3 separate regions of the Mus musculus genome follow, and all the other regions are linked to region 1. A link is a loop called in an ENCODE intact Hi-C map of the cell type or tissue named here. Cell type or tissue: heart. All regions are shown on one strand. Links, peaks and the distances in the headings refer to the core of each region. The heading gives the core; the rest is flanking DNA. Region 1 has its middle 8.6 kb from the start of Mgst2. Region 2 has its middle 24 kb from the start of Setd7. Region 3 holds the start of Gm30125 (a long non-coding RNA gene).

Evidence for each region. Hi-C counts contacts between places; a loop is a spot of excess contacts. Peaks named below come from ENCODE experiments on the same cell type or tissue, not always from the same donor. Only the 100,000 strongest peaks of a DNase experiment are listed, where the experiment ranks them.
Region 2: a loop joins it to region 1, with 5 times the contacts of the local background. A loop is called at or near these places in 35 of 42 quality-filtered maps.
Region 3: it touches region 1 in a loop (3-fold over the local background); 16 of 42 quality-filtered maps call a loop at or near these places.

The regions. Positions count from the first base shown.
Region 1 is chr3:51,647,233-51,657,954 of GRCm38, forward strand. It overlaps a transcript of Mgst2 not described here. Among named protein-coding and RNA genes, the nearest start is that of Mgst2, 8.6 kb to the right of the region's middle. In heart, for the core only: a CTCF peak has its summit at 5,195 (motif pointing left); DNase peaks (open chromatin) are centred at 2,359, 5,199 and 5,729; H3K4me3 peaks cover 1,087 bases; H3K27ac peaks cover 3,070 bases.
Region 2 is chr3:51,579,254-51,589,975 of GRCm38, forward strand. No RefSeq gene overlaps it. Among named protein-coding and RNA genes, the nearest start is that of Setd7, 24 kb to the left of the region's middle. In heart, for the core only: CTCF peaks have their summits at 4,510 (motif pointing right) and 8,822; DNase peaks (open chromatin) are centred at 4,538 and 4,828; H3K27ac peaks cover 448 bases; H3K27me3 peaks cover 442 bases.
Region 3 is chr3:52,237,428-52,248,149 of GRCm38, forward strand. Gm30125 (a long non-coding RNA gene) reads left to right here and starts at 20. Exons shown (of 2, transcript XR_375648.1): 1 at 20-68. It also overlaps the pseudogene Olfr1398-ps1. In heart, for the core only: CTCF peaks have their summits at 5,250 (motif pointing left) and 6,373 (motif pointing right); a DNase peak (open chromatin) is centred at 5,234.

The sequences.
Region 1 (10,722 bases), core at 1,593-9,592:
GTGCGCGCATGTGCATGCGTGTGTGTGTGCGCGCGTGTGTGTGTGTGTGTGTGTGTGTGTGTGTGTGACTGTAGAGGTCAGAAAAGGGAATCAGATCTCCTGGATATGGAGGTATAGGCTTTATCGAGCCTTTAACCTTCATGAGTGTTGGAAATTGAACCCGGGTTCTCTGCAAGAATAGCACTTGCTTGTAGCCACTGAGCTGTCTTCCCAGCCCTGACAGTAAACATTGACCAGCGGTGATGGCTAATCTCAGCTGTCAGCTTGACCTCTACAATCACATTTGAGACAGGCTCTGCACACGCCTGTGTAGACCAGATTCATTAGTCTTGATTAGTTTAATTGGAGTGGGAAGATCTGCCCATTGTGGGTGGCATCATGATGGCCCCATACATCTACTTGTGAACCAAATATAAACCCTTTCTTCTTTAAGTTGCTTTTGTCATGGTGTTTTATCACAGGAACAAGGGAAAAAATGAACACAGCACTGCAGATGTCTTTATGGATTGTTGACATTGTTGAGACATGTAGTGTCATGTGATGTGTGTGTCATATGTGTTATGCATATGGTGTGACTTGCTATATTGTGATATGTTTGTGTTGTGTGGTGTGTTGTGGTTTGGTGTGGTATATGTCTTGTCATGTGACGTACACATTGTTACCTGTGAGCTGTATATGTTCAGATACACTGAATTTTGATATATGTTGTGATGTGTATACTGTATGTGTTGCTCTTGTTGCACTGTAATGAGCATCGCTGCAATGTGATGTATTGTGATGTGGTGTGTGTCGCAGGTGTTGTGATGCGGTGTGTGTCTCCTGATGTGATCAGAGCATGGTGTGGGCTGTACGTTGTGATGTGTGTGCATTGGGTAGGTGTGCGGGAAGGCGTGTACCAGAGAAAAGGCTTTCCAATAGCTGCAGGAAAGAGCTGCAGCTTAAAGCCTCTCCATCATCACTCAGCCTGTCGCCGCCCTCTCTCTTCAGGACACTCTCTTCTCTGACGTGGGTGGGGATTAGTGCCCTGCCCTGTGTCAGGAATGGAGAGAAAATAGAATCAGATGTGGGTTAGCAGTAGGCTGCGGAAGGAAGAAAAGCTAATTCACTTATAGCCTGCCGAGAGCCAACCAAGTATCCCGGTGGGAGACAGGGGCAGGCAGAAGGCTTCACTTTCTTAAATAGAACTCTGTTTTGACATTCTCCTTGCTGCCGCTCCCCCCACGCATGTCTGTCTCAAGAGCTTTGGTAAGAGGCAGGAGTTTGCCTATAGTTGCCCCATCTGGTGGCAAGGCTGGAGAACTGCAGGCTGCGGGAGCTCTGAGCCATGTCCATCCTACTATGCTCAGACTGCTCCAGGACAAGGAGCAGGCAAAGAGGGATGGAGTTGAATATAATGGGAGGACCGCAAGAGCGCACAATGTGTTGAGCTGGAGAGAGTGACACGCGGAGTTTGCGCCTCATCAACTGTGTCATCATCGGAAGTCCTTCGTCTTTTTTGTTTTGTTTTGTTTTGTTTTTGGAGACAGGATTTTTCTGTGTAGCTGTGGCTGTCCTGGAACTCAGAGATCTGCCTGCTTCTGCCTACCGAGTGCTGGAATTAAAGGCGAAACACTATGCCTGCCTGGCAGTTCTCTCTGTCTTTTTTTGTGCCTCACTTTTTCCTTGTGAAAAATGTGGGTTGTTACTGTGAGGATCTTGTGAAGACCTGCCAAGGTAAAGTCGCCCATAAGAGTAGACACTGGACCATGTGATCCCTGTCACGAGTCATCTCTCTTCCCTGCTTCACCCCCACCTTGAATTTCCCTCCCCTAACATGACTGTACAGCTGTTCTGAAGTTTCTGCTGTAGGCACTGGTGCGTTGAGATTCGGTGGGCACCAGAGTAAGAAGCAGGTTAGGGGCGTGCAGCCCCCTAGATCTGGGACACTACCAAGGCCCGGCTATTACTACTGATAGGGTCATGTTATGTAGCAGTAACTGGCCTGGAGCCCATACTGACCCTGCCTCTCTGCCTCTTGAATGCTGGCATTAAAGGTGTGTGCCACCATACCTGGCTACATTACTAGTTTATAAGATCTTCTCCAGGTCTGGAATATTACTAGTTTTATGATCTTAAAGTAACATTTACAACAGCAGAAGTCAAAGGCACCAATGGCAAAATAACTTGCAGAAGACCAGCGTCAGCCACGCCTAGACCTGGCCATTTGGGTTAAAGGTGAGAGGGAGGACGGATGATTCTTACGAATTGGAAACAACAACACATTAACATTTTCCTCTCATGGACTTTCTTAAACAGTAGGATAGCCTCTCTCTCCCTAGCAAGCTTTGGGATCTAGGCATGTGATTTCAGAGGGCGGCTCCTGCAGGAACTTTGCTTCTTCCTGTAGCTTGACCTCTGTCTCCTTTGACAGAACGTTTTTTTAAATACATGACTCAACTGCTGAACATTCCCAACCTGGTATGCGGAAGATACCACTCAGGAGAGTAGATTCACACAGCCCTAAGGCTTCTGGGGGCCTGCGGGTTAAGAGCCGTGACTTTGCCATGGACTTGGTGGGCTGGATTCTATTAGTATTGTAAGCGGTGGCACTTAACTGAGCTACTTGGTCAGGGTCCATTTTTCCTCTCATTAAGTAGAGCCACCTTGAAATAAGTCAGGCAGGGCACACATCTTCCCCACTTCCATCATCAGACTCACCAAGGGGCTGCTCTCTAAGTTTCTTGACCTCATCTCTGTCCCAAGCAAGCACTCAGGTCAGTGTTCCATCTTGGCTCCACTGTAGCTGATCAGCATCCTTGAGGTTTGGGGTGTGGGGTGCGGGTGAGGAGGAGGCTGGGGTGTGCTGTGCGGTTCTGCCACTTGAGAATTTCCAGCCATGCTTCGGATGCTCCTGGCTCCTGTTTAGAGTGCCGCTCTGGTGCAAGTGCGAGCCAGAGCTGTTAACTTGTAATGAGGCCGTTCCAGTGGCTACTCTAGCGTGACAGACAAATCACACCTGAAATTTAGGGCTAGGAACAACATTTAATTCTGCTCATGGGTTATGTGGGTCAGTGGGACTGGCTTGTGTCTCAGCTGGGGACATCCAACGTTAGTGAATTAGAGCCATGGGAAAACATCCTCAGTAAGGTCATGCTAACTGTTGCCTGGACCTCACACATGGGGTCTTCACGTGGTCTACACTTCATCTCCTCATGGTGGCTTCAGGGAAGCCAACTTCTTATACTGAAGGCTCCGCTTATGGGTGCATCGCTGAGCAAAACAAATGCTGTCCTACGTTGTCTTGGAAGCATCGCCTGTCATCACGGTGATTATAAAAGAATAGAGGCCGCTTTAGGCTCTCAGAAAGGATATTAGCAATCTCAAGCTCACGATGACAGACGTGTCAAAGAGTGTGTAGATATATTCTCAGGCTGCTATAGGGACTGACCAGTGGGAAGCTAGGCATAGAAGGTGAATTCTCTCTCCTTCCTCTCGGGGGTCAGAGACTGTGGCTGCTCTGTTTTGTAGAACTGTTTTCCCCCACAGTCTGTCCTGAGATGTCTCGAGATGTCAGCTGGGCCTGTCTGTTCAGTGACAGGTTCTCACCACAGCTCATCTGAGTGGCTGCTGGCCTGGATGCACGCTGTTTGCTTTGCTCTTTCTTCCTCCTGGATTCCTGGCTCGCCAATTCTTCCCGCTCTGGTGGTGTTATTCAAACATGCACCTGCATTTAAGCTTTGCCCAATGCTGCCTCCCACAAGGACCCTCCACATCCATCATGCCTCCCATGCCTACTGATGTGGTCCTTCAAACCTCTTTCTCCTCCACTCACTGTGTCTGCCCATACTGACACCCCAGTGGCCAGGGTATCCTAATACCCTTTCCTAACAGACCCCTTCTTAGGTGCAGTAACCATACTGCCCCATTACCATCCTGATACCACAGTGAGACTTGGTGCAGACATCTTCAGCAAATCTTCCAGCTAACGGTCCTTGGGTGGTTCTGCAGCCTCAGCACCATGGACCCGGTGAGCAGGATCATTCTTTGTTGTGGGCTGTCCTGTGCAGTATAGGATATTTAGTAGCATCCCTGGCCTCTACCCACTAGGTGCCAGTAGCATCCCACTCCTCAGCTGTGACAAGTTTTTAAAAAAAGTCCCTGACATTGTCCACTGTCAATGGTGGTGAACTAAGCCAGACTGAGTGCCTCTGTTATGAGGTAAGCATGCCCAGGATGGCCCTGTGTGGGCACACCCTGGCTCCTCATTTGCTCTGCCCTCCCATATCTCCAGAATTCTTTGATCATGATTTATCCTTTCCCTCCTTAAGCATTCTTACTGCTGTTCCTTCTGCTTACACTCCATCACACACACACACACACACACACACACACACACACACACACACACGCACGCACGCATCTTTTCCGCACGCACGCGTCTTTTCCCCAGACCATTCTCCTGACACTTGGTTTGCTAGCTGAATCAGCACTCTGCATCTCTCTTGGTTTTAGCCTTTCCTTTGTTTACCAAGCCCGACTCTCACACTAGTGTGAACCTGATGCCCATTTTCTGCCTGGTCCAGGGAACCTTTCCAGAGTTCACCCGACTCTCTGACTTGCTCTTCTGTAGTGACTTTAGGCAAAGTCCGAGCAGAGCTATTTAGTTTTATTTTTAAAGTCAAGATACTCTAGAAACCACAGGTCAATGTTCACAGCAAGTTGTCAGCTTCCTCAAAACATTAAAAAAGAAAAATCCAGTATCTAGCATGTAGGAGTGCTTTTTCCTGGGGTTTGCCACAGACCCGGGCAGTGGTTTTCAAATCTGAAGTGTTTTTTGGATGCGCTGTTCTTAGGTGGATGTGAATCTGTGTAGTCTCTGTGAGTAGCCTGGTCTGGAATTGTTAGTTCTGAGTGGGTCAGGGCGAAGGATTCTTTTGTATTCTTGTACTTGTGGTTTTGAGCTGTTATGTGCGCTGCTTCTTGTCAAGGACTCTTGGAGATGCTCTATTTGTTGATCTCTGAAACACTACGTTTTTATAGATCATTTAAAAATGATCCCAGCAGACTTTCCCCCACCCACCACTTCATTTCTAACTGACTTGTTCCAGTTTTGATGCCGTGCATCCTTGGGGTAGTAATACCTGAGAGATCAGAGTGGCTTGCCTCCAAGCGGCAGATACAGTCCTGGTACTCTTGGGACTTGCGCCCCCTTGTGGTTTGACAAAATAGGTTATCAAGACCCGTAGGTAGAATTGAAGGCCCTGCTCTGACCAGGTGACTCTTTAGGCGCCTCCTCCTGCAAACTAGGGGTGTACCAAATCTGCAGAGAAGAACGTGAGAAACAGACTCGGGGAGTGAAGGGAAAAGAAGGGTTCACTAGGTAGCTTTGTCGGGAATTTTGGCCCCAGGTATTTTTGGGGGGTTGAAAAATGTCAGTGACCGAAATTCTGAGAATGTTTTGCCAAAGTCTCAGGAACAAAGGCTAGAACCAGACACAGCCTAAGGGCAGCAGGAGGAAGGAATACATAAAGGAAGAAAACAAATAAAAGCTGGTGCCTGAGCTTTGAGGTCTGTTGCGGCCTCTGCTGCACCCTCCTGGCCTCCTGAATTACTCCGGATGGGGGCGGGGTGAGGGGGTTAGGGGGTGGGGGGAAGGGCGGGAGAAGGGAGGGCCCCGCTGGGGCTAGTAGGTTTCTTGTTTTTCAGTGTCACTTTCCTTCCTGCTGGCCTTGGCTTGGCCTGCGATCTGGTCAGATGAGTATTTTCCTGAGTCATGTGGCCACAGGCTGGAGCTGCAGTTAACTGTTGGCCAGACCCCCTCGGCCCAGATGAAGGCTCAGCGCTGCATTTTAAAGTGAGGGGGAACCTCCTGGTTTCGCAGTTGGTTTAATTGGCCAACCTTTTCTGAGGGCTGGAGATAGAGCTCGCTCGACCTTTTCCTTTTGGCTTAACAAACCCCTGAGAGACATGGAGGAAAGCACACTACTCCACGGTTTCTCAGCCCAAATGCTGTAGGTCATGCAAACGGCAGATGTCTTTCTAGGTTCCATAGGATCCTAGTGACGGGACTGGGGCAATGTGTTCATGCACAAAATAACGTGGAAGTCTGAGTGACACACTGAGCAAGAGGAACTAGGCAGAGAAGCTTCAGGAAGGTCTCTGGCCACTCTTGTGTTAAAAAAACAAAACAAAACCCAAGAGATTCCTGAGTTCCATAGATGTTTATTTACACGCCCCCCCCCCCCCCGCCAGCAAGTGCGCGCGCGCGCGCGCGCGCGCACACACACACACACACACACACACACACACACACACACACACTCACTCACTCATCTGAACATGAGACCCTCCACTCTAGATGCACATCCAAGCCAACTGCTGAGGAGGTACTGGTGGGTGAAGGTGAGACTTAGGTAGCCTACAGCAGCACTCATCTGTGTGGTGCCCTCAGGTCTCTCTCCTGAGTCTGTCTGCTGGTCCGTCTCTACCAGATATTACCCAGAGGTTCCTCTGGTGAGAACCTGGACTTTGTTTTATCGGCTAGTCACCTCTCCAAGGTTCCGCCTATCCTCCTCTCTTCCTTCCCGCCTCTGTGGATCATCACAGACTTCTCTCCTTCCTGGACAACAGTGGTGCTCACCTTGGCCATCAACTCATTCATTCTCACTGCTCAGGGATCTTCAATCTCTGGGATGCAGTGAATTTGGTACAGTACAGGGATGATACAGACTAGGAGTGTAGATAAGGCATGTTATCCCTGCCAAAGAATTCAAAGGCACTGCTGGGCACGGTGGTGCCCTTCTTTAATCCCAGCACTCGGGAGGCAGAGGCAGACAGCTCTGTGAGTTCCAGGCCAATCTTATCTACAGAGCAAATTCCTGGACAACCAGGGCTACGTGGAAAAAACCTGTCCAAAACCAATCTACCAAACAAAAACAGATTTAAAAAAATGTGATGAACAGCAAGTACCAACAGGGAAATCTCACCACAGACAGAATTAGCAGTTAAGGTTGTCATTTATTGTGGGTTGGGAAAACACACACATGCAGCGCACATAGAGAAAGAGACCCTCTGTGAAGGAGAGAGGGGGGGACTCTGGAAGCTCAGAAACTCTAGTCTCTCCTAGAGGCCTGGGGGTTTGGAGGCCTTGGAAGAGAGAGTCTTCCTCTCTTACTTTAGGGCCAGTGAGTTGAAGATGGGCAGGGTGGCTGATTGGTACACAGCTGTTGTGACACATCCTGATCAGGCTTGAACTTGTTGAGTCAGCCCAGTAGCAGGCTTCTTTTCGAAGGCCAGGAGGGTAAGGAAGAAGCCAGCCATCTTGGAAATTTGCTGCCTTTATTACCTAGTGATGACTGCTCTGTGTGTCTGTCTAGGGAGCCTGTCTAACTTCTGTTTTTTTTTTTTTTTTTTTTTTTTTTTTTTTTTTTTAACTGAAATAATAAAGCAAGCCTTGGAAGTTCAGTGGATCTTGGTTTCTGGATCTGTAAAATGGGGATCGTTTACAACCGCATAGGAGTCTTGTGTGAGTTCTGAGAGACTGTATGTGCTTCCTGATATAGTAAGAGAGCTGAAGGAAGCCCAGAAATCTGCCCATTTGTACCACTTCCGATGGTGTAGCTGTCTGAGGAGTGTTCATTGTTGACTAACTGAGAGGCTCTGCACCGGGTGGTGCACGAGGAGTGGGGGTTAGAAAAGTCAGGTGCAGGGCTGCAGACATAGCTCAGGGGTTAAGAGTGCTTCCTGCTCCTCCAGAGGACCTGGGAGTTGTCTGCACTTTTGTCTACACAGTTGTTTTTTTGGTTTTTGTTTTGTTTTGTTTTGTTTTTGTCTACACAGGTGTCTACAAAGTTGTCTGTGTAGTCCTGGCTGTCCTGGAACTCACTCTGTAGACTAGGCTGGCCTCGAACTCAGAAATCCACCTGCCTCTGCCTCCCAAGTGCTGGGATTAAAGGTGTGTGCCACCACTGCCCGGCTAGTTTTTTTACACAGATTCACAGAGATAATTTTGGGCATGGCTGTCACTGGGTGAGGGCTAATACCTTGTCTTTGTTGTTTTGTTATCTTTAAAAAATATGTTTCTTAAAGATTTATTTGCACACACACACACACACACACACACACACACACACACACACACACACGGCTTCAGAGGGAGGCTAGGGGTGTCAAATCCTTTAAGAACTGGCTTTGCAAGTGATTATAGTCATGTGACACCTTTGCAGGGGGTGTGTGTGTTGGGGGTGGGGACCTGAACTTGGATTCTCTGCAAGAGCAGTGTATGCTCTTAGCTGCTACACCATCTCTGCAGGTCCTTCTTCTTTCTCTTATGACAAGGTACTCTGTGTAGCTCAGTAAGGCCTCATGCTTCCGTGTATGGATTACATACAGTCCCTGTACCATGATCCCCAGAAATTTACAGGGAGCTACCAGGATGACCTCAGGGACCATGGGCCCACACTGAGCACCGCAGGCCCTTGACTTGGGCCCCAGTCTCTTGTTGCTCTGAGCCTGGTTGAGTTTATGCTCAGACCCTGAGCATGGCCTTCAGGGACGATGGCAGAGTCCTTATCACAATCCTGTGTGAATGCATGGAATCCAGCATGGCGTTCAGTTGAAAACAGTCACAGTCAAGGCTGACTATAGCATTACTTGGAAACAGATTATTACATCAGTTTCATTTGTTGTTGTTGCTGCCAAACTGCCAGCACGCAGCATGTCATCCACTTGATGAGTTAAACTTGTGTTTAATGTGTGGTACCTTGGAAACTGGCTACCGTTTATGTGCGTGAGTTGTGTGCCTGTGTGCATACGGGTGCTGAGTAAGCATGTGTGTATGAGCGTGAATGTGTGCTGGTGTGTGTGGCTAAGAGCAGGAACGGACATAGATGTGCATGTGTGCGTGTGTGCGTGTATGTGTGTGTGTGTGTGTGTGTGTGTGTGTGTGTGTAGGGCTGCAGGGTGCTGAGGGAGTTGGAGGAGGATTTCTATTTCTCTTCAGTAGCCTCTGGAATTCTTTTATCTTATCCTCTCCTAACCCTTAAATAAACTTAGGATGAGTGAGGTTGAGGCCTTCTTCTGTCAAAAGCCATCGTGAAGCCAGTCAAATGGTAGTTCCAGTCTTCTGGGGGAACCTGGGGAGCCTTGGAAATGATACCTGCATTTTGGAGCCTGTGTTATGACACGGCGTGGCCTCATCAACACACAGGGCTGGTCACTCTGTCCTTATGGAGGCTGGCAGCCATGGCTTATGGTAGCACACATGGGTGGCGATGCCTGTGGACAGCATCGTGTTTGCTCCCTCGTGTTATTTCATCTGCGTGTCTGAGGGGTCCTGGAAGGTCAGAACTATCACTTGTCTTTGAAGAGAACGCATGTGCAGGGAAGAGTAGCCTCTGGCTCCTACCCTGGGCTGTGAGCATAGGTCAGGTACCTTTCCTTACTTCGAAAGAGTCGCCTTCCGTTTCTTGCATTTTGTTCTTTTATCTTTGGGTTTGGGCATGGCACTCCAGTGCTGGATGTCGGGAAGTTTCTGCCAAGGCTTGTTCTAACATGACTAGAAGCCATCTGCCCTGTGCCTTGGGCACATGACTCCTCGAAATGGTAAAATGCTTTTGTCCTCTTCAGTTGGCTTTTCCTCACATAGGATTGATAGCGCAAAGCGCCTCCATTTCTGAAAGGCAAGAAAGACAGACCATGTTGTTTAGCTTTTTGTTACTGAAACAGAACACAGGAGAAAATCAGTTAAAAGGAAAAGAGGGGATTTTGGCTCATGGTCTGTTGCTTTGGGCCTGTGGTAGCACAGTGCCTCATAGCAGGAGGATGTTACATGGAAGGCCTGTTGGTCTCATTGTGGCTGGGAAACGGGGGAGGGGGGTGGGAGGGGAGGAGGCAAGGCCTCAATCTCTCTTGTAAGGATACTCTCACAGTGGCCTAACTTCTTCCCAATATGCTTCTCTCCCCCCACCCTCTAGACAGGGTTTCTCTGTGTAGCCCTGGTTATTCTAGAACTCACTCTGTAGACCAGGCTGGCCTCAAACTCAGAGATCTGCCTGCCTCTGCCTCCTGAGTGCTGGGCGTAAAGGCATGTGCCACAAACTCCAGATTAGACTCCACTCGTTAAAGATTTGCCCAGTACCTCCAATGTTTTAGGGGCCAAACCTTCAACACATTGGCCCTTGGAAAACACTTATACAAGCAATGGTATCTTCTACCCTATTGTGTCACATTGCATCCTATTGTATCACACTGTATCTTATTGTATCACATTGTATCCTGCTGCATCACATTGTACCCTAGTGTATCACAATGTGCCGTATTATATAACAATGCATCCTATTGTAACACAATCTATCCTATTGCATCACATTGTACCCTGTTGTTGCTGTTTCCCAGATCTTTGCAGTACATGAGAAATGGATACAATCCCTTGTTCACTAATATGAGTGTTTCCTTAAAACTTGCCTAGTCCCCTATGGGGTTTTTCAGCTGGCCAGAGCATCCTCAGGATCATGCAGTAAACTTGAGGCGTGTGGAGAGTATCCATGATCCACTTTTCCATCAAGACCATTTGGGTCATCAAGAGAACTGTTTCCTCAATTACTTCTGGGCAACTCCGGGAAGGAGATGTATTTTCTGTCTTGTTCTTCCTCCGCCACACAGCATGCTGGCAGCTGGGAGAGTTCTGCCACAGTGCCTTGCACCCTCCAGGATGATGGACAAGCTGTCATCATTTGGAAGCTG
Region 2 (10,722 bases), core at 1,370-9,369, 68 kb before region 1:
TATTATATGTAAGTACACTGTGGCTGTCTTCAGACACACCAGAAGAGGGCATCAGATCTTGTTACAGGTGGTTGTGAGCCACCATATGGTTGCTGGGATTTGAACTCATGACCTTTGGAAGAACAGTCGGTGCTTTTACCCGTTGAGCCATCTCACCAGCCCCCGATCAGTCAGAATCTTAAGACAGTGCCACACACTGGTGGCTTAAACAGCAGATATCTGTATATTACTCTTCTGGAGGTTGGTGATGTCACCTAGCTTATGGACAGTGTCTTTTTGCTGAGCTTACATGTTGGTCACGGGACACAGCTTTCTGGGATCTTGGATATGGATCTAATGCCACCACAGGGGTTCCCCTGGTGACCCCAGCTCTGAGCACCATTACTTTAGAAAGTAGAATTTCAACACACTAATTTTATGGGAACTATAAACATTTAGCTGCTGTAATGGCAGGTCTGGGGTTTGGTCCTCAACCGAGAATTTCCAGCACTGCTGGAAAAACTCTGGCTGCTGGTTCCAAACTCACACTCTGGGACCACTGCTTTATCTTATTTCACTTTTAAGATAGGGTTGATTATGGCCGGCAGTGGTCTCAAACTCGTTATGTAGCCAATAATGACCTTGAACTTCTGAGTTTCCTACCGCTACTTCCCAAGGGTTAGGATTACAGTGTGTGCCACTACACCCGGGCTTTGTGCACACTAGGCAAGCACTCTCACAACTGAGATGGATCCGCAGACCCCGCTGCTCTGTTGTAATGGGTGAAAGGTGCAGGTATGTGAGGAAGGGTTGCCTTTCACGGTAGCAGAGGCAACCAAAGTAATATACGGACATGCACCAGTGCCTCCTTGAGGATGGCCTTCTGTCCTTGTCAAATCAGGTCAGTGGCTTCTAGGCCAGTATTCAGGACAGAGGTGTTATTTAATAATAATAACAATAATAATAATAAATAACAACAACACGTTCCTAACATTTAAAGGCTAGGAACTGTTGTCCAGCTAATTAAGGTCAAAGTCTACCATTGTCCAGATAACCTTCTGGGCTCAGAGCAAAATGGAGGGCTTCCTTTATTAGCAGGGCTTCCCATTCTCTGACCTTAACCCCCACACACCTCTACCTGCAGAGTGTCAGCCTTGATTAACATTACAGGGTCAACTCCTTTTCTCCCAGTAAGGACCCGTTCAGCTAACCCATGAGATTCCTAGGCTGTCTCTCCATGCTAGCGAGGCATCTCTGTACCGCAAGCCTTCAGCCTTTGCCCACCCAGGGTATTCCTGCCTCCAAAACTATGCAATCCTTGAATCACTCCAGGTAAAGTTGACCCATCTTCCCGAAGCTGGCCCTGGTCACTGTCATATGTACTCACAGGGCTTCGGAACCCCCTGTATGTCTCCTCTGCTCTATTTGGCCTCCTGGATCAATGTCAGCCAGTGGTGCCCAGGGGCAGGGTGGGTCACAGGAACCATAAGTAGTGGGTATGTGCACTATTTAGTAGAACTTTTTTTTTTTTAACTCTTTCTTGTTTTTCTCAAGAGAAAAAAAAAAGGCAATTAATTTGATAACACCACAGCGTTTACAGTCTAGCAGAGCCAAACACTGCTCATTGGTTGACAGCTAAGGACCAGTAAGTGTCTGGGTCCTGGAAGGGTATGCCTTAACTCTAGAGCGGTCTAAGATTTCGGCTCTGTTCATTTCCTCTGGTTTCTTCTCTTCCTTCTGCCCTCCGTTTCTTCTTCCTTTGTTGGTTGTTGTGGGATTTCTTTCCTGCCTAAGATTGGTCTGCTTGGGATGTCTGCTTCTATTTGAATGAATTTTGATATTTTGCATTTTTCTGCAGAACCGTTCATTGTGAGGGGCTGGGAGATGGTTCAGTGGGCGAGTACTGGCTGAGTACCTCCTGAGTTTGGGTGCTGGGGAAAATCCATGTAAGCTGAGCATGGCTGTCTTCCTCTACTGCTCTGACATAGGATCTCTCACTGGACCTGTAGCTCACCAGTGGGCTAAACTGGCTGGCCTTAGAGCCCTTGAACCCTCCTGACTCTGCCTTCCAGCCATGGGGAGAGCACTTACAACTCTAATTTTATACGTGGGGATAAACTCAAGTCCTGGTGCTTGTTGTGGCAAGCTCTCTTTACACACTGAGCCATCTCTCCAGCCCACAAATGATTCCTTTTGTAAGAATTGTACTTTGTGGGTAATAGCACAGACTGCTCTTCCAAAGGTCCTGAGTTCAAATCCCAGCAACCACATGGTGGCTCACAACCACCCGTAATGAGATCTGATGCCCTCTTCTGGTGTGTCAGAAGACAGCTACAGTGTATTTATGTATAATGATAAATAAATCTTTGGGACTGAACAAGTGGAGTTGACCAGAGTGAGTGGGGCCAACTGGAGCAAGCAGAGGTCCTAAAAATTCAATTCCCAGCAACCACATGAGGGCTCACAACCATCTGTACAGCTACAGTGTACTCACATACATAAAATAAATAAATCTTTTTTAAAAAATGACGCTTTCTTATATGTGTACACGCCACTGCATTTTCGCAATCTCAGCTTAGAGTATTGTCCTTTTTTTTTCTTGATTAGGCTAGCAGATATGTATATATGTACACACACACACACACACACACACACACACACATATTCACCATTGCTGTTCTTTTGCTTTGTTTGGTTTCCAGGGATCCATCCCTTCCCTCCTACACCTCACCCCCTCTTCCCTTCCTTTCTTCTGCCTCACTGAGTAACACTGGCCGGGAACTCACTCTGTAGACCAGGCTGGCCTTGAAGTCAGAGATCCTTCTGCCTCTGCCTCCCAGATGCTGCGATGGATGGCGTGTGCCACCACTGTCCAGCTTAGATTATTTAAGATATCCAAAAACATTGTAAATGCCATGCAACAGTTATTCTACTGTAATGTTTAGAGAATGGTGGTGACGAATCAGGATACGGTCAGCACCACGGCATCCCCCAAATCTTGTCAATTATAGTTGGATGCACAGATGCAGAACACACGGGTATAGGTATGACTGACTAGAGTGTTAGTTCTGCCTTTCTGTTTTCCTTAGACTTTAAAACTTTTTTTGAGTTGAATAATTTTCTTCAGGTTCATTCTTCTTAAATAATTTTTAAGTTAGTATTATTTATTTACTTGTTCCTGTGTTTGTTGATTTGTGTTGTTCCGTGGGGCACACGTGGAGGTCAGAGAACAGTTATGGGAACCTTATAGGAGTCAGTTCTTTCTTTTTAACTGTGTGACTCCTGGGAACTGAACTGAAAGGTTGGCAGGGTGGGCCTTTACCTGAGCCGTCTTGGCAGCCCAACAAATGATTTTGAGAGTTTGGGTTTTCCTTTTAAGACAGACAGACAGACAGACAGATACAATCTCTGATTATATTTCACAGGTTTTAATAAGTAGGATTTTCCTTATTATTTGCTAAATGATCTGGCCTTTTGTCTTTATTCATGGAAATGGAGGATTTTTAGACACAAATGATCCATCATCTTTAAGCCTTGCTGTTGGGTGATGCTGGCCTGGATGCTACTTCTTTTTCTCGAGGCTTCTGCAGATTAAAACCAATAAAGCCTTTTAACAGAATTCCTGTGTCGTGTGTGCTCAATAAGGCTAAATTGCCCTTCTCTGCAGTTTGGGAGGAAATGGAATTGGAAGATGGAACTCCGAGTCCTAACTCTGCCACTTTTTATTGGTAACCAAATAAATAACGCGATTTGAGCCTGGCTTCGTGTACAGCTGTAAGGCTGCTCTGTGTTCTCTTCTGTGCAATTTAGGGCTGCGAGGAACTTGGAATTAGTTTCAATTAGGCTGGCTTAATGATTTCTAGGCCCACTTGTTAGTTGAGTCAGCTTGGCCTTGGGACCTGGAGATGCTGAGTACAGCTCTTGCCGCAGTCAAGCTGATGCCGTGGCTTCCTTGTATCTTCCTGCTCCACACAGAGGAGAAAAACATCCAGACGACCCTGGGCGCTCATTTCCTCCATCTTCTTAGGATAGGCCCTAGGGTTGGCTGGAAGAGATGGTAGCCTGGTGTCAGAGCAGGCTCTGTGGAGACTCTTCCAGGAGGGGCAAAGCTCTCCTGTCACAAAGGTCTCTCCTGCTCAGTTTTCTGGTTGATTTGGCATTTCCTGTCCACAGACTTGGAGATTGTCTTGGCTGTCTCTCTGGTGTGGCTGCCTTTCTGTGACAGGGACCTTACAGCTGCCATAACATGGCTACTTCTTTGCCTGTAGGTTTTCAACACCTGTCCTGCTTGTACAGCCCATATGATTTGATGGCCACAGAGACATACTTTACACCTATGGTGTCTTATAATCCCATAACAGATGATACTATGGAAACGGTGGAAACACCCGGTGCTCAGAAAACACCAGAAATTCCCCCTGAAAGAAGCAGAGAAATAAGTAGAACTCCAACTGCTTTGGTTTGACCCAGGATTTCAACTCCAGGGAGCCATTCCCATCCTAGACTTCGCGGTTTTCCTGTAGGTGGCGCTAAAGGGTCTGATTCCACCAGAGTCTGTTTCTTATGACAAGATTACAGCAGAGGAAAGTGTATGGAACACCATTTCTTCTTTGTCCGCTAGCCCCACGAGGGTGAGCGGCAGCCCCGAGGTAACATGGCGATGCCACAGGAGAAAATTAACATACGGTGATGAAAATATACTTCTTTGAGGAGTGATTTAATTCTAGACAGATTCTGCTTACACAGTCTCAGAAGAGGCAGGAACAAGTGTACAGCCAGCAGCAAGGCCGTCCCTCGAGGTCCCAGTGTGGAGATGAGGTAACCCATGGCTTCTCCACCCCTCACTGCTCCTTTGATAGTTATTTCCTTGATTTCATAGGGTAATTGTGGGCCCTGCAATATCTGAATGTTCCTCAGCTTCCTGTTGACTGTAGGAAATAATTTGTTGGTGTCTGGCTGTCGGAAGTCCCCTGCGAGGCACATCTGGTTTTCAAAGGATCGACAGTGTGCGAGACCTCCCACTCTTCCTCACAGCAGTCTTACCCCCCACCCCCCTTAGTGCCTGCCATTCAGAATGTAAGCCATCAACTCCCTGTTCTTGCCACCGTGTCTGCATCTTGATGCCATGGTTCCCTGCCTTGGCAGACTCTTATGTTTTTCTTCTGTGAGTTGTCTGTTTGTGGTGGGGTGTCATAGCAATGGAAAAGAGACCGACATGCTCCACACGCTGTCTTCTGAGACCCGCTGGAGCACACGTTAACACATTCCCATCTTCTCTTCCTAGCTCAGCAAAAGAGGGATTCTCTGGAGTCCAGGTCACTCCCCAACGAACATTCTCCTTGGACTCAACTTTCGTTTGACTTATATGCTTGCCTTAGGGCAGCCAGAGTGATAATGGATGTCTGTGTGTACACTTTCCCAGGGGATGCAGGGGATGGTGATGCAGGGCGAATGGAGCTCTTGTAACTATGTGTCAGTTAGCTTCCATTGTAACAAGAACATAATTTAAGGGAGGAAGGGCTGGATCCACGGTTTCTTGGCTCTGTTGCTTCTTGGCCCCCACATAATCAGGCAGCATAGCATGAGCATGTGGCAGAACAAAGTGGGTTAGCTCTCAGATAGCAGTGTGCACTGGTGAGAGTGTCCTAAGGGAAAGGCATTCCTCCACAGATCAGCCTTCTCCATCCAGGCCCCACCTCCCAGGAGTCCACTCATCTAAGGTCTGTCAGTAAACTAATCCACTGTAGAAGTTACTGCTTTCCTGGTGTTTGCAAGCTCCGCTCAGAACTCACTGGCTGGCAGCTGGCAACTGAAGGCTGCTCGGGTCATAGCATGTGCAGCTGTGCCCTTCTCTCCATCTTAGCATGGATCCTGGGTACAGGGCCCAGGCTAATAGACTTTAAGCTGGACCTTGCTGCTGCGTATGATGGAGACACAGCAACCAAATGGCCCGCTCTTCTCCTATATCCTCCAGATCATACATTCCTTCTTCCAAATGCAAAACCTCCCCTCGTGCCTCTGGCAGCCAGCAATCAGAGACAGCCAAACTGCGAGTATCACAAATTATTTATCAATGAAGTGGCATGGTGTTGCCTGTGCCCTGGACTACTTGATGCTCCACCTTACCTGCCCTTGGGAGTTGGAGGTGAGGTGGTGCAGACTCCCATAGCAGGTGAGAGATGCCACAGAAAGCTCATCTGCTGCAAGCTCCCTTTCATACCCTCCACCAGCAGCACCCCACTGGTCCCCAGAAAGCATCTCTTTTAAACTGCAGTTCCCGATTGGCTGGCATTGTCTGTGTCAGCAATCCTTGGTCTCTCAGGCAGTCCTCAATCAGGTCCTCTTGTAGGAGATGTGGCTGCGAGGCCTCTGGCTTTTATGCCACTCTTCCTCCTACATCATGGAACCTAGCCTTCCCTGGGAATCTGTAAGGAGTCCCTTTCCCTAACACTGCCACATGGAATCCTGTCATGTTTTCTCTGTGGCATTAATATCTCTTCTAGTAAATCTTTGCCTAAATAGCAATCTGGCTCAGTGTTCCTTGTGAGTCCTGATTCCCAAACATCCAGCCTCAAGCATTGAATCCGTGAGCCTTTTAAAACATTTTATACCCAAACCACAACACACTGCAAAGCTGTACACCTCGGGCTCCTGAGTTGGAAGGGGTGATAGGAACTGAGAAGAAGTTGATAGAGGACAAGAAAGATAGAGTGAAGATAGAGTGACCTCATGGCAGAGAAGTAATATGGTTCCAGGATTTCCCAAGCTGCTTTCTTTAAAAATTTTTTTATTACATTTTATTATTTTGATGGTGGTGGTGGTGGTGGTGATGTGTGTGAAGAGGTCAAAGGACACCTTGCAGGGATTGGTTCCCTTCTTCTACTGTGTGTGTACACCAGAGATGGAACTCAGGCCCACAGACCTGCTATCAGGTGCTTCAAACCACTTCGCCATCTTACCTGCCCTTCCTAGATTTCTAAAAACTATACTTCACAGTTTGAAATCTAGGATCTGTGACTTTCAGTGATTCCTTGGTACAACTCAAACAAGGGGAGAGCGTTGATCTCATCAGACTGCCCCAGCTATGAAAGGAGTTTTGTGTCCGCTGTACAAATGCCATTTAAATCTATTCATTTCCTGCTCTGTTCATTCCTGAGTCATTCATTTGAGCCTTCTAATATAACCTGGCTCCCCAAGAGGCTGCCCCTAAGCGCTGCTCCTCTTAACAGAACTCCAGGAATTCCAAAGATAGTTCAATTTGGCATTTTTGGGGGGATGTTCCCCAAGGAAATATTAAATCAGGTTTATCTCTCACAGCAAAATAATAAATGTTTTCTAGTGTATAAATTAGTCTCCTGACAATTCGGCTATAAATACACACAGTAGAGCTTGAACTAAGAAAATTGAGCTTATTTTTAACAGCAGGTCAAATAGTTCTTCCTCAGAACATTTATCTTTAACTTTTCAAAAGCAATTTTATGGCATTCATTCATTCATTCATTCATTCATTTAGTGCCTAGTATGTATAATGGCTTCTTGTAGGTACATCATTGAGCAGATCAACAAAACTCCTGTGGGTTTTTTTTTTTTTTTTTTTTTTTTTGCTTTTGTGAAGATAGTATCTTGGAACATTATGTGTGTATTTATTTGTTTGGGTGATTACAAATACATTTTTTTTTACATTTACATGTGTGTGTGTGTATGTAAGACAGACAGCGAGAGAGAGAGAGAGAGAGAGAGAGAGAGAGAGAGAGAGAGGGAGGGAGGGAGGGAGGGAAGGAGGGAGAGAGAGAGAGAGAGAGAGAGAGAGAGAGTGAGTTTGGGGGTCAGTTCTCTCCTATCATATGAGTTCCAGAGTACAAACATGGGCCATCAGGGTTGATGGAAGGTGACCTTCCTCTGTCAACCACCTCACAGGTCTTAAAGCTATTTTTAAACTAATACTAAGGACATCAAAGCTGCACATACGAACAGGACACCGAGTCTGATTAATTTGATCATCCCATTTTCCCTTCTTTTGTAAGACTCACATGGATGGGGCCGGTGTTGCTAGTGACTGTCTAGTTCTCACACAGGGCCAGGTCGTAAATAGACACTCAAATATTTAAAGAAAAAAAAATAAACCAAGCTCTCAAGGCTGTGTAATATTACATTGGATCTCCAGTGATTGATCCTCTGAGCCTACAGCTACTGTGCAGGCTTAGACATTACTCATGGGCATTGATGGTTTGCTCCAAGGTCTCCGGCAGTCAGTTTTTGAAGGGGCAGGAAATGACAGTGATGGTCAAGCAAAGGGTGGCCCCAAGTTTAGCTTTCTTGGGCTGTTCCCCGAGCATGGTGCTCTGTGAGTTCTAGATTGGGGGCTAACCAGCCAGCCAGCCGGAGGATGTGGGAGAAGCATAGGCTATTCTAGTAGAACCAGGATGAGTTGGCAAGGCAAGAGCTTCCCACCCAACTCTGTCCACACCCCTGCATTGTCTGCACTGAACTGGTGAACCAGTAGTTGCTGGTTTCAGAATCTGAGGCTTGGAGCAGCAGCGGGGAGAGAAACCTGCTCTAGAGACATCCGAGGCAAACCTAGAGCCGAGATTCTGTGCACTCAGCTTTCCAAGTGCAGTCAAGCACATGCATGCATAACAATCAAGTATGGCAGAGACCGGTCAGGCAAGCCTTTGAACTGGCTGGGCCTCTGCTGTGGCAAGGGTGACGAGGTGAATGGGTCAGGACTTGGATGGCAGCAAGGGCAGAACTCTAAAACCCAGCTCCAATGGGGTGACCCAGGAGCAAAGAGCCACGATTTGCTGCTGGAGTTATCTCAAGTTGGGAAGTTCCTCTACTCCCCTCTAGGGGAGGAAAACCATGACTTTGTTTTGGGCCTCATTCATAGCTATCCCCAGCCACGGGTTAGGCACACCTGCTTGGATGATGCTGACCTATGCTAGACCAGGCAAGCCTGTTGTTACCCAGGCTCTGTTTCAGGAGAGTGCAGGGGAGGGAATATGTGAAAGAATGGAGATTTCTTTTTCTCTCTTCTCTTCTCTTCTCTTCTCTTCTCTTCTCTTCTCTTCTCTTCTTTCTTTCTTTCTTTCTTTCCCTCTTTCTTTCTTTTTTCCTTTCTTTTTTCTTTCAGACAGAGCCTTGCTGGGTAGCCCAGGCTGGTGGCAAAGTCCCCATGTCTTTGAGCACTCCCATACCCAGGTGCATTAATTTTAATTATCAACTTTACTGAAATATTTACCCACAATGGAACCTTAGATCTCCCTTCTCAGAGGAAGCCACAGAGCTGGGATTCAATGAGTTCTAACTCCAAAGCTGAGCATTGAATCCAGTGTATTAGTAACTTCAAAATGAGGAGACCACACCCGAGGCTTGCAAAGCTATTTCAAAGGTTCTATGGCTTAGGGAGTTTTAAATATACAGTTGTTATTCTCTTCCAAACTTAGCCCTTGCTGTCCTGGAACTCACTCTGTAGACTAGGCTGGCCTCGAACTCAGAAATCTGCCTGCCTCTGCGTCCCAAGTGCTGGGACTAAAGGTGTGCTCCACCACTGCCCAACTTAAATTGTATTTCTGACCACATGCTCTTCTTGTTGTACTCCCATCTGGAGATGCCCGAGTCTCCCCTTTGTGAATGTCTCACAAAGAACTAAAGAGATGGGTTGCAGGATATTTGATCATCCTGTGAACTCCAGCTGTAATAACCCACTGAATTATGTACTGGTTTTAGTTGTGGTATGGCTCCGCCTTAGCACACACCTTTAGTATAAGAGCTTTCTGATTGGATATTGTACACAGGATTAAATAAAGTCAATCATAGGTCAAGGAGTGGAGCAAGCAACCACTGAACAGGAAGTGAACATAGGATTATTAAGAAAAAACCATAGAGAATAAGAAGTCTGGAGGATGGATAGAGAGATGCACAGGAAGCAGAAGGGCGGGGCATTCAGTTTGAAGGAGGATTTTTGAGACTGTGTGGGAGAGGGACATTCCTGTTGGGACATCAGTTGAGGAGGAAGGTCAGTTGGGTGCTTTCTCTGCCTCTCAGAGCTAGCAGGTTTTTACCCCAGCATCTGGCTCCTGAGTCTTCATTGGTAAAATTGAACAATTGAGATTTTATTAAAAAAAAAAAAAACAAGCTGGCAGAGGGATTTTCTGTGACTTCAGAGGCTGGGTGGGGCAAGACATTACAGCTATCACTTGGGTCTCTCTTGAGAGGCTACATGCTGGCTTCTAGACCTTGACCACCATGAGTGGGGAGGCCCAGTCTTTATGTTGTGTGAGAGAGGGCAGAGACTACATCTATGGTGATTCTCTGGAGATTTACAGGGCTCAGTCATTACGACTGATCCAGTACAGCAGAAGGAAGAGCCTTGTAGGCTGAAGGTAGGTAGACACAAGCAAGGCTCCCCCAGTGGGCTCACACGACAGTTAGTCTTCATTGTCAATCACCTTGACTACAAACATCTGAGTGTGTCTGTGAGACTGTCCCCTGAAGGGTTTAACTGAGGAGGAAGACTCACCTTGAATGTGGTCTCCATGAGCTGGGTTCTTGGGCTCAATGAAGAAAGATCAAGTGAAGCAGGACCCCCCCCCCCCTTCCCCTTCCTGACGGCAGATGCAGCGTGACCTGCTGCCTCATAGTCCTGCTGTCCAGCCCTGATTTCCCAACCATTATGGACTGGATCTGCCTCAAACACTTAAGTTGTTAATGTCAGGTGTTTTGTCCGAGAAGTGAGAAAAAGAT
Region 3 (10,722 bases), core at 1,017-9,016, 590 kb after region 1:
CTCAGTAGAAGCCAAGTATATGAAAAAGAAGGCTTGAAGAACACATTCAAGGAAAGAAACAAGATGTCGTGAGTACACGGGTTGATAATAGATATGGGAACTGTGACAGAGATGTAGCAAAAGTCTAACATAGTCAACTTTCTTAGAAGTACATTGGGGCTGGCAAGATGGCTTGCAGATGTGTTATGCCCAGATCCAAGGGTCCCCAAAGACCACCAGGAGTTGAGCTTGTATGCAAAAGTAAAGAGTCCCTATTCAAGTTTGAGCACAGACCCTCAGGCCCCTCTGACACAGCTAGGTAATGCAGAAAATCCCAGCACCTAAGGTTCAGCCTTTTTAATATGGTTACAGCAGAGTGAGGGGCTTATCAACTTGGCAGTCACATGATTGGCTAACAATGATTTCAGTTGGCTTAAGTATTTTATCTATATCTACCTATATATTGCCTCTGGAATGTTAGGTATTTTCCTGCTGGTGGCCTGTCTGGGGTGGTTCCTTCCTGGAACAGTTTGTGTTTTTTCCAGTAATTAGAGTTTAACCTGAGTTACTCTAGTATATAAAGTGGAGGCCTGGTTACAAGATGGAGTCTGTCTTGTCAAGTTGGGGCCTTTCATTCCCCCTTCCCAAGTACATAAGGAAGGCCCAATTGTGGGACTTTGGTGTCCATTATTTTTTGGGTCCGAGGATTGATAAGGACCATAAATTGAACTGCATTAATTCATTCTCTAACAAAGTTGGTGTACTGGCTGGTTTTGGGTCTTGACACAGGCTGGGGTTATCACAGAGGAAGGGGCTTCAGTTGGGGAAGTGCCTCCATGAGATCCAGCTGTAAGGCATTTTCTCAATTAGTGATCAAGGGGGAAAGGCCCCTTGTGGGTGGGACCATATCTGGGCTGGCAGTCTTGGGTTCTATAAGAGAGCAGGCTGAGCAAGCCAGGGGAAGCAAGCCAGTAAAGAACATCCCTCCATGGCCTCTGCATCAGCTCCTGCTTCCTGACCTACTTGAGTTCCAGTCCTGACTTCCCTGGTGATGAACAGCAATGTGGAAAGTGTAAGCTGAATAAACCCTTTCCTCCCCAAGTTTCTTCTTGGTCATGATGTTTGTGCAGGAATAGAAACCCTGACTAAGACAGTTTGTAAACCCTTTTAGTATGCAAGGCCTGAAGGTGAGTGTTGTAAGAGTATAATGAGTGGACCAGCAAGGGTAGATATAAAGGCAGTCAGCCAAGGGGATCCATTAAACACGCTTTCACACCATCCTTGCTGTTGTTCCATTTCTCATTTTCTGTCCTGTATTCTGTCTTGGTTCTGCTGTATTTTCCTTAACTCTGCCAGTCTGGTCTGCACAGACACAGCATTCTCCTAATGTGACACAAAGTCTACCTCACTGTAAGAACAATAGATCTAATCCTCTCCTGTTCTGCAACACAACTTCAGCCAGGGAAGAGAGTGATTTTTCTAAGGCAGACATTGATTTTTCAAGTCTCTCAGCATCCCTGTCGATAGCCAGCCTCAACAACCTGTAATGAGCACCTTGCAATACCAGAGCAGAGGTTCCAGTGCCTATGGCCCCTGCAATACCTATACCTAAGAGGGTGGACGGGACAATGGCAGCTATGGGTTCCCTTTTGCATCATACATGAGACCCAGGAGTGAGATGATTAAGGACATCTTCTCCTGAATGATACATTATCCCTGGGATGTTTTGTACCAGGTCACAGAAATCAGGGGAGGCATTTAAGACTCCAGGGTGAATGCATGGAATTAGACCAGTAGAGCATGCCCACCCCATGCTCTCAGGAGGACCCAAGTACCCTGAACCTATCCAAGTTACTGTGGTGTTACATAGGTGGCACACAGAAATACCTATACAGAGCCTTTGTCTCGAGAGCGACTGCAAAGAAGTCCAGCTGGGACCCTCTCGCTGCCATCTGCATTGCTGAGGTTCCGGATAATGTTCTGTTATAGAGGAGTTAAGGGCTAGCCCATCATAATATAGAGAATTGGCATCCAAGCATAGCCAACAGTCCTCAGTAAGATCTGTGTAAGACTGATTGAGCCATTGGCAGGTGGCTTTGAGATGTAATGGGCCAGGGACTCTCTGTGGGGAGGTTCGGACATGGATTTGTCCATGTCGTGTGGTGGTGTCAGTGGATAGGATTGTTTGGGCGGCAGAGGCCAAGACCTAGGCCTATAGGTGCAGGTTGTGTAGGTATTTCTTATCTAGTTTGGTAGTAAAGGGGCTGCCATTTCCCAGTCTATCTTTGTCATAAATTCAGAGCCCCCAGGTTTTCCTAATTCCCATCTGTTAGCCTCTTCCCCCAAGTCTGCAAACCTAATGAGGACAGGGTTGCACTGCCCAGTGTCCGTGGCTGATTTGGTCATCAGACTTTCAGCTTACTCAGTTGAAGTCCATTTTGATAGACGGATCCCACCAAATGTGTTCCATACTCACAATCCCAGGAAGAGCAGAAGGATTCAGCTCCCCCACATTGTCACTGCCAGGTCTTATGGTTTTTGTACCCCAGGCAAACATAGAAGAGATGTGTGCTGAGAAATCCATCAGCCCAAGAGAGCCATGTAGGTTAGCCAGGTCGGAAGTGGAGGTTGGGGAGCCAGGTACAGAGGGGTGCAGTCTTGATCTGCTGGTGGACAATGTCACCAGAAGAGTCCAGGTTAGGTTCCAGGGCTGGTGAGGGCAAGAACCAGAGAATGAGCCAGCAACTCCTGAAAGCAAGATGCAGACAGCACATGTCAGGAGGCTTAGAAGTGCTGGAACGTGAGTGTTAGTGGGTTTCCTTAGTCTCTGAAGGACATCTCGTGGAGACGTTCCCTGAGTCTGGATGTGACATAGACAAGCATGGGATGTATCCAGGTAGCAATCCTGTCAACCTTGAGGGTAGTGTGTTGTTAGGGCCACGATGTTGGGTCCTTTCCAGCAAGGGCTTTAGGGTTTCCTTTCGGTGCCTTCTCGGGAAGATCCAGTCTCCAAGGGCAATAGTGGTGGGGAGTCGGAGTTGGCGCAGCCTCATAAATGGGCTTCGTGTGAGGCCATCGCTTTTTTCAGGTGTGGGCTAGATGTTCAAGAGAGTCAAGTAAATGGTGATCATCAATTTCAGCTAAGACTTCAGATTTTAGGTTAGGTAAAATGGGAGGGGGCCCTTCCAAACATGGTTTCATAAACCCAATGTATAGGATGTGTTTTGAACCCTATTAAAGGCAAAGGGGAGGAGACCCACCCAGTCCCTGCCAGTCTCTATGGTTAATTTAGTAAGGGTCTCTTTTAGAGTTCTATTCACCCTCTCTACTTGTCCTGAGCTTTGGGGCCTGTAAGTACAATGTTGTTTCCAATTTTCTCCAATGGCTTTAGCCATCCTCTGTGTTACCTGAACTGTGAGGGCAGGTCCCTTGTCAGAGCTTAGGAGGGCTGGCATTCTATACCTGGGAAGCACCTCCTGTAGTATCTTCTTGATCACTATCTGTGTCATTTCATGCCTGGTGGGGTAGGCCTCAGTCCATCCTGGAAAGGTGTCTACAAGCACTAGCAGGTACCTGTAATCATATTTCCCTGGTCTTAACTCGGTAAAGTCCATTTCCCAGCGGGCACCAGGTTTGGCACCCTGCCGTCGGAGCCTTTACCCTTTGGCTCGTTATCTGCATTAGTGAGCTTGCAACTCAAGCATTTGGAAGCAGGCTGCTCAGTCGGGGACCTGAGGGTGAGGCTCTTTAGGTCCACCTTTCTTATCAGGTCCTCAGTTTGGAACCCAACAGGGTTGTCCGGTGTATGTGTTAGAGCAGACTGGCTGCCAAATTGCTGGGCAAGATTATTTTACAGTCTCCGATGAGCCACCAGCCATCCGGCTTATGGGACATAGGCAGTTTGTGAGTAGAGATAACATAGAGTATTGAGGCTTATCTGGTAGGACTGGAGCTCCTGGGTCAGGCAGTTGGAAAGTCAAAGCTGCTATAGGAGCTGCTGCCTTGGCTGCCAAATCTGCCCTGGGATTGATTACCCTTTGCCTCAGGCATAGTTCCTTCATGCTGGCCTGGTTGGTATGTAATAATCATTTTTTTTTTAAACAAAGAGTCTCTAACAGGTTTAGCATCTCCTGTGTGTTTTTAATAATCTTTCCTTCGGCTGTCAGGAATCCTCTTTCTTGGCCCCATGAACATACAGGCTATCTGTATAAATGTTGAGTCTTTTGCCTTTTTCCAATTTGAGGGTTTCTGGTAGAGCTATAAGTTCAGCTTGTTGTGCCGAAGTGCCGGGTGGCAGGACAGATGCCCATACAGTTTCTGAGTCTTCTAACACTGCTGCCCCCCATATACTTTTGTCCAGTCACACACAAAGCTGCTTGAACCAAGTAGCTTCTACATTCGGCAGCAGCCGGTTCCATAGGTGTTTCCTGAGTCTGTGCACCTGGCTTGGTATCCCTGCATAATCACGTAGTGGAGTCTCCAAATCTGAGTCTGGTAACAGAGAGGCTGGGCTCAGGGCAGCACTTGGTAGAAAATGGATACACAGGGCAGGGCAGGGTGTGGGGTAGCAGCAGGCTTTCGTGAGTCATGCATGCATTGCTTATCCATCAATCTGGGGGTTGAGAACCCCTTCAATGGATGGGGAGTGGTAATGTAGAGTTCTTGCCCCAGAGTCAATTTATCCATGTCCTTGACTAGAAAGGCTGTGCAGGTGATAGTTTTCAAACAAGAAAGCCATCCAGAGGCCAGAAGGTCTAATATCTTTGAAAAGTATTCTGGGGCCTAACGTTTGAGCGAGCTATGTCTTTGCCTTTAGCCATGTCTTTGCCTTTAGCTATACATAGCTGGAAGGGCTTGGTAATGTCAGGTAGCCCTAGTGTGGGAGTCGTTAATAAGGTCTTTTTGAATCTATTGAAAGTGCTTTTCTGGACTCTGTCCATTGGAAGGCCTCCTTTTCCTTGATGGCCTCGTAGAGGGGCTTCGCCAATTATGCAAAATTAGGGACCCAAAAGTGGCAGAACCCTGCCAACCACAAGAAATCTCTGACCTTCCATTTTGTGATGGGTGGAGGTCTTCAAAATGATCTCTTTTTGGACCTCCGATAGCCATAGAAGCTATCTTTTAGGCTCCCTTTTAGGATGTATCCCAAGTATGTTGCCTCTTATTGGCAGATTTGCGGATGCCCCATAGCCTAATTTCCCCAGTGCCATTAACAGGGCCTCAGTACTCCGTTGACATTCTTTCATGGTCTCTGCTGCCACCAAGAGGTCAACTACATATTACAAGAGGGTGATACTGGGATGTTTCTGCCTATACTGACTCAGAGCCTCCTCAAAGATGGTTGGATCCTTGTGGAAGTCTGCCCCATGTTATTTGTCCATTGAATCCTTTTTTGGGGGTCATGCCACTCAAAGACAAACAGAGGCTGGCTCTAGGGGGGCTAAGGGCAGGCTAAAGAAAGCATCTTTGAGGTCCAATATTGTATACCCACTCTTGGAAGGTTATGACAAATTCAGGAGGGTATATGGGTTTGGTACTGTAGGCTCTATGTTCATTACTCTACTCTTTACTTCTCTGAGGTCCTGAACTCGTCTATAGTCATTGTAGTTGGGCTTCTTGATGGGAAGGAGGGGCGTATTCCATGGGTACTAGTTTGCCAAGTCCCTGAACCTTCTGATGTGGGATATGATACCCGCTTTGGCTTCTTGGGGCATTGGATAGTGTCTTATTTGGACAGGAGTTGCCCCTGGTTTCAGTTCAATCCAAATGGCAGCCCTATGGGCCGCCAACCCTATTCCTCCAGTTTCTGCCCAAGTCAAGGGGGATTTGGTCAACCAAACTGAGATCTCATTTGGGAGAGAGCTTGGTCTTTGTAAAATCTGTATTTATCTTCTAGAGACAGGGTGAGTATGCGAATGAGGTGCCCTCTGGGATCTGTGACAGGGGTGGCTCTTTGATCAAAGGAGATCTGGGCTCCTATCTTGATCAGCAACTCTTTCCCCGGGAAGGGGTAGGGGTAGTCTGGTATGATTATGAAGGAGTGGGCTACTGCCCCATTCTGAGATGAACTGTTCTTCGAGTAGTCCATGTATATTGATTCATACCAGTGGCCCCTTATACATGGGATTTCTTTGAGGACAATTTGCCATGGGATTGGATTAGGACTAAATATTGTATCCCTGTGTCTCCTAAGAAATTAATGAGTTTTCCCTCCACTTTAAGGGTTACTCTGGGTTCGGAGAGGAGGGGTCTGAACCTCGTCCCCTCTAGTCACTAAATTCTTCCAACTCGAAGACCTACAAGATATCTCTTTGGAGGTATCTTCTGGCAGTCTTTGACCCAAAGTCCCATCTCCTTACAGTTCTCTTGGAGCCTTGGCTTCCTCTCTTCATTTGCCAGCCACGAGATGGCGCAGTTGGTGGTTTTTTTCTCGGCGAAGGAATCTGCTGCTGTGGCCAGAAGTATCATGGCCAAGTTTTGAGTTTGTGGCTCCCTGGTGGTGGTCACGGCTCGTAACTGTTTCTTCTCAAGTGTTTCTCTGTTGTTGTACACTTTCCACCAGCAATTCCTGCTAACTCTTGTCCTCTGGTCTGTCTATTCTCTGCAATTTGCACCTGATATCAAGGGCAGCCTGATTCACAAAGGCCATAATGACTACTGATTTCTTCTTTGGTGCCTCTGGATCTGGGGGTGTATAGGTACGATAGGTCTCCACACTCCTTTCTAGAAAGGCTGCAGGTGATTCTATCCTTTCCTTTTGCACATTATGTACCTAGGCCAAATTATGTACCTAGGTCAGTGTGCAGCACTCTGAGACTCCCGTTAGAGTCTAGAGGAAGATCCAAAGCCTCTCCCTTACCTTCCTCGGAGTTAAAATTCCAGTCTCGTCTGGTCAAGGGATAGCCTACATCAAGCAGAGCCTGGCTAGTAGTAGGAGTCCCAATTGCTCCAAGAACCAATATCTGGGCCTTATTTAAAATCCTCTCTTGCTCCGGGACAGTGAAGAGGATCTGTAAGAGTAGTTGACAGTCATCCCAGGTGGGTTGGTGGGTAAAAATGACAGAATCTAATAAGTCAACTAAAGCAGCTGGTTTCTTTGAGAATTTAGGGTTCTGAAGTTTCTAGTTATATAGATCACTAGTGTTGAAGGGCCAGTATTGCATCAGTTGGTTCCCCTCATCGTCTTGTGGGCTTATTGCCCTCAAGGGGAGAACTGTGGACTCAGCCGCAGGCAGTGGAGGCAGCTGTCATTGGGCTCACCAAGGAGGGTCCTTGAGCCCCTCCTGGGGCCTCAGGGTGAGACCTTTGGTGATCCCCTAATGGGGGTCAGTAAGGCAGGGGTGAGAAGACGAAGTCCTCTTCAGTGTCAGTGTTAAGACAAGATAAAGATGGGCCATAGGGTTAGTTTCAGTTTTTCATTTCTCACTGTTTTCCAGGGTACAGCAGTGCTTGGCTTCTGTGACAGCAGCAGCAGCTTGAGCCATTTTGGTGGGGCCTGGACCAGATCCTACCAGATGTAAATCTGGTGATGTAGTTTGGGTGTCTCGGTTGTCCAGAGATGATGTCCTTGGTCCTAAAAATTGTGGGCTAGGGGCTAGCCACCTGTTGAAGGTTGGCCATTCATTCCTGCAAAAAGAAGTCTAAACCTAGACTCTAACCCTAATTTTAGAGTCCTTGAAATGGTCTAAGAACAAAGTTAAAGGACTGATCTTAGTCTGTCCCATAACATCAGCCACAAAGAAATAAGTCAGACAGAGAGCAAACAGAAGGACAACAGGCAAGAAGGCACTCAATACTCCTGGGAATCAGGTAAAAAAAAAGGGGGGGGGGAGAAGATGGTCTCACTGTGCGCTTTTGGAGTGACCAGCTTTGTCTCTTCAAGTATACTCGGGGGATCCAATTCCCTATATGCAGGTCTGGGACATCTCCCAAGTCCGGTGGCCCAGGGTTGTCCAGTGCATCTGCCTGGACTGCTTGCAGCTTGCATTAAGGGTGGAATGCTGAGACACCAAGACAGAGGACAAACATTCGGACACTCACTGGCTGGGTTTTGACTCAACAGTTCAGGGGTCCTGGGGAGTGGTGCTTGAAGATCCTGGACAAGCCTACAGATGTTATGCCCTGATCTAAGGGTCCCCAAAGACCACCAGGAGTCGAATTTGTATGCTCGAGCTTGGACCTTCAGGCCCTCTGACACAGCTAGGTAACGCAGAAGACCCCAGCACCTAAGGTTCAGCCTTTTTATTGTGGTTACAGTAGGATGAGGGACTTATCAACTTGGCAGGCACATAATTGGCTAACAATGATTTCAGTTGGCTAAAGTAATCTATCTATATCTTTCTATAGCTTCTGGAACGTTAGGTATTTTCCTGCTGGTGGCCTGTCTGGGGTGGTTCCTTCCTGGAACAGTTTATGTTTTCCCAGTAATTAGAGTTTAACCTGAGGACAGGACCTAGTGTATAAAATGGAGGGCTAGTTACAAGATGGAGTCTGTCTTGTCCAGTTGGGTCCCTTCAGTATGCGTTAACTGGTTGTGTCCCATGTTCTGGGGGCCAGCCATGGTATGCTGGCTAGGGTCCAGCTGTGGTTCTCTATCCTCTGCCTCCTCCATCTCAGGGTATCCAGATGCTGCTGCACACTGAGTGGGCTGAAAGGGTGAAGCAGAGTCTGGAACGGACGGTGTTCTGCAGGATCTGAGTCCGGCTGGTGGGAGTCAGGGGAAGACTTCTCCGAATATCTTAGTGTTACAGGTCCTTTAAGAGAAGGCCTTCTCTGATGGTCTTCCATGAAAGGACTCCCTTAAACAGTCTCAGCGTGTGTGCATACCTATATGCAGGGTGAGCGTGTATACACACACTCCATTCGAGGTGAACCAGGGGTGTATATGGACCTTGGAGAGTGGGCGGGAGTTTTCAGAGTAAATGAAAATCATTGGCTAGAGTTTTAAAGTTCTGTGGATGCCTCATTGGATTCCAGGAATCCCATACTTGCTGGGTGGTTCCTATCTCTTAGGAGAAAAGAGGAAGTTGAACTTGTAGGTCTATGGAGAACTACTTGACCTTTTTCCAGATAGTGTGGGGAGTCAGGATCCCCAGACAAGGTCAGATGAGCTATCTGGTCACCACAGACTGTGACCTCAACTAGCAGGGTTTCCCCATAATAGCTCAGCGCACTTGCTGTTCTTCCAGAGATCCTAAATTCAATTCCCAGTAACCACATGGTGGCTCACAACCTTCTGTAATGGGATCTGCTGCCCTCTTCTGTCTGATGCCCGTTTCTGTCACACAGACATAATGCAAATAGAATACTCATGTAGGCAAAGAAATAAATCTCTAGAAAGAAGCACTTTGGGGTTTGCAGATGAGCATCCTGAGTGGCAAGCACGGTGATTAGGAGGCTCCCGGGGAGAGCTGCCACATAAACTAGCATGTAAACTAGTAAAAATAGAAAAAAAAAATAATGCCATCTAAACCTTCCAGGAGCCTGGGAGTCCCATCAGGCGAAATCCAGTGTAGTTGCTGTCACTGGTAGTTATTCCATTTATTCCTGAGGAAGGAGGAGAGTAGATTACAGGGGTCAAATGAGGCTCCCCAAAGCAATTCAGTATGTGATAATTAAATAAGATTGTGCATATGGGAACACAGAATTCTAATCAAATTCCAAAGATGCAGCACATCTCGATAAATACGTTCAGTTATTAGAGGAGGATGCAAGAGCTATACACAAAAGGAAAATAATAGGAGTCAGTAAATATGCATGAAGTAATCAACAAAAATATAAGGCATTAACCAAAGAATGCAGAGAGGTGCTTATAATTTGGGGAAATTCTTAGAATCATTCCCACCTATTGAATACGCACATGTCTTTATTTTGCTGTGTATTGCTGGCTCATCAGCCTAACTATAGCATAGCAAATGCTTTGTTACAGTTCAAAAGGTCAGTAGCAACACGCGAGAGCTAGTGTTAGTACTATGCAAATATCCTTTATGTCATAACTATTCAGCGACATTGTCATCACCTTTCATGGGCATGTTGAGACACTCACCACAAGCATATTAATATGAGCCTAGAATCTCATTGTAGGAGTAGTTATGGAATTTAAAATTTAAGCAAAGAATATGGCTGAGTCCTGGGTGGATTCCAGTGTGATCAGCAGCAGCAGAGGGGACGAGAAAGTATAAGGATGGGTGTAGCAGAACGGCAAACTGATCTTGCTTCGTATCATTAGAAGAGACTTATAGAGAACGGGTGTAAACTACGTTCAAACAAAGACACAACCAAGTTAGTTTTAGACTTGCACTTAAAAAAATGTTTATTTTATGTTTGTGAGAACACTATTGTTCTCTTCAGAAGAGGGCGTCAGATCCCACGACAGATGGTTGTGAGCCAACATGCGGTTGCTGGGAATTGAACTCAGGACCTCTGGAAGAGCAATCAGGGCTCTTAACCACTGACCCATCTCTCCAGCCCTAAAGTTGCATTTTAAAAGAAAATAATCTAGTAAAGAGCAGTAGGATGAAGTGATTCACAGCGTGGTGATGGTCAGATAGGGGCGAGCTGGAAACAGAGGCTCAAGTCAGGGTACTCATTTTGGTTCATGACGTGCAACATGGAGACCGAATAAGGTTGAGTATGTAGTCAGGACACCTGATATATGAAGGACCTACCCTTTAACTGTTAGCATCTTTCATACATTTTATTGTTTTGGTTTCATTTTGTTTAGTCCTGCAAATGATATCTGAG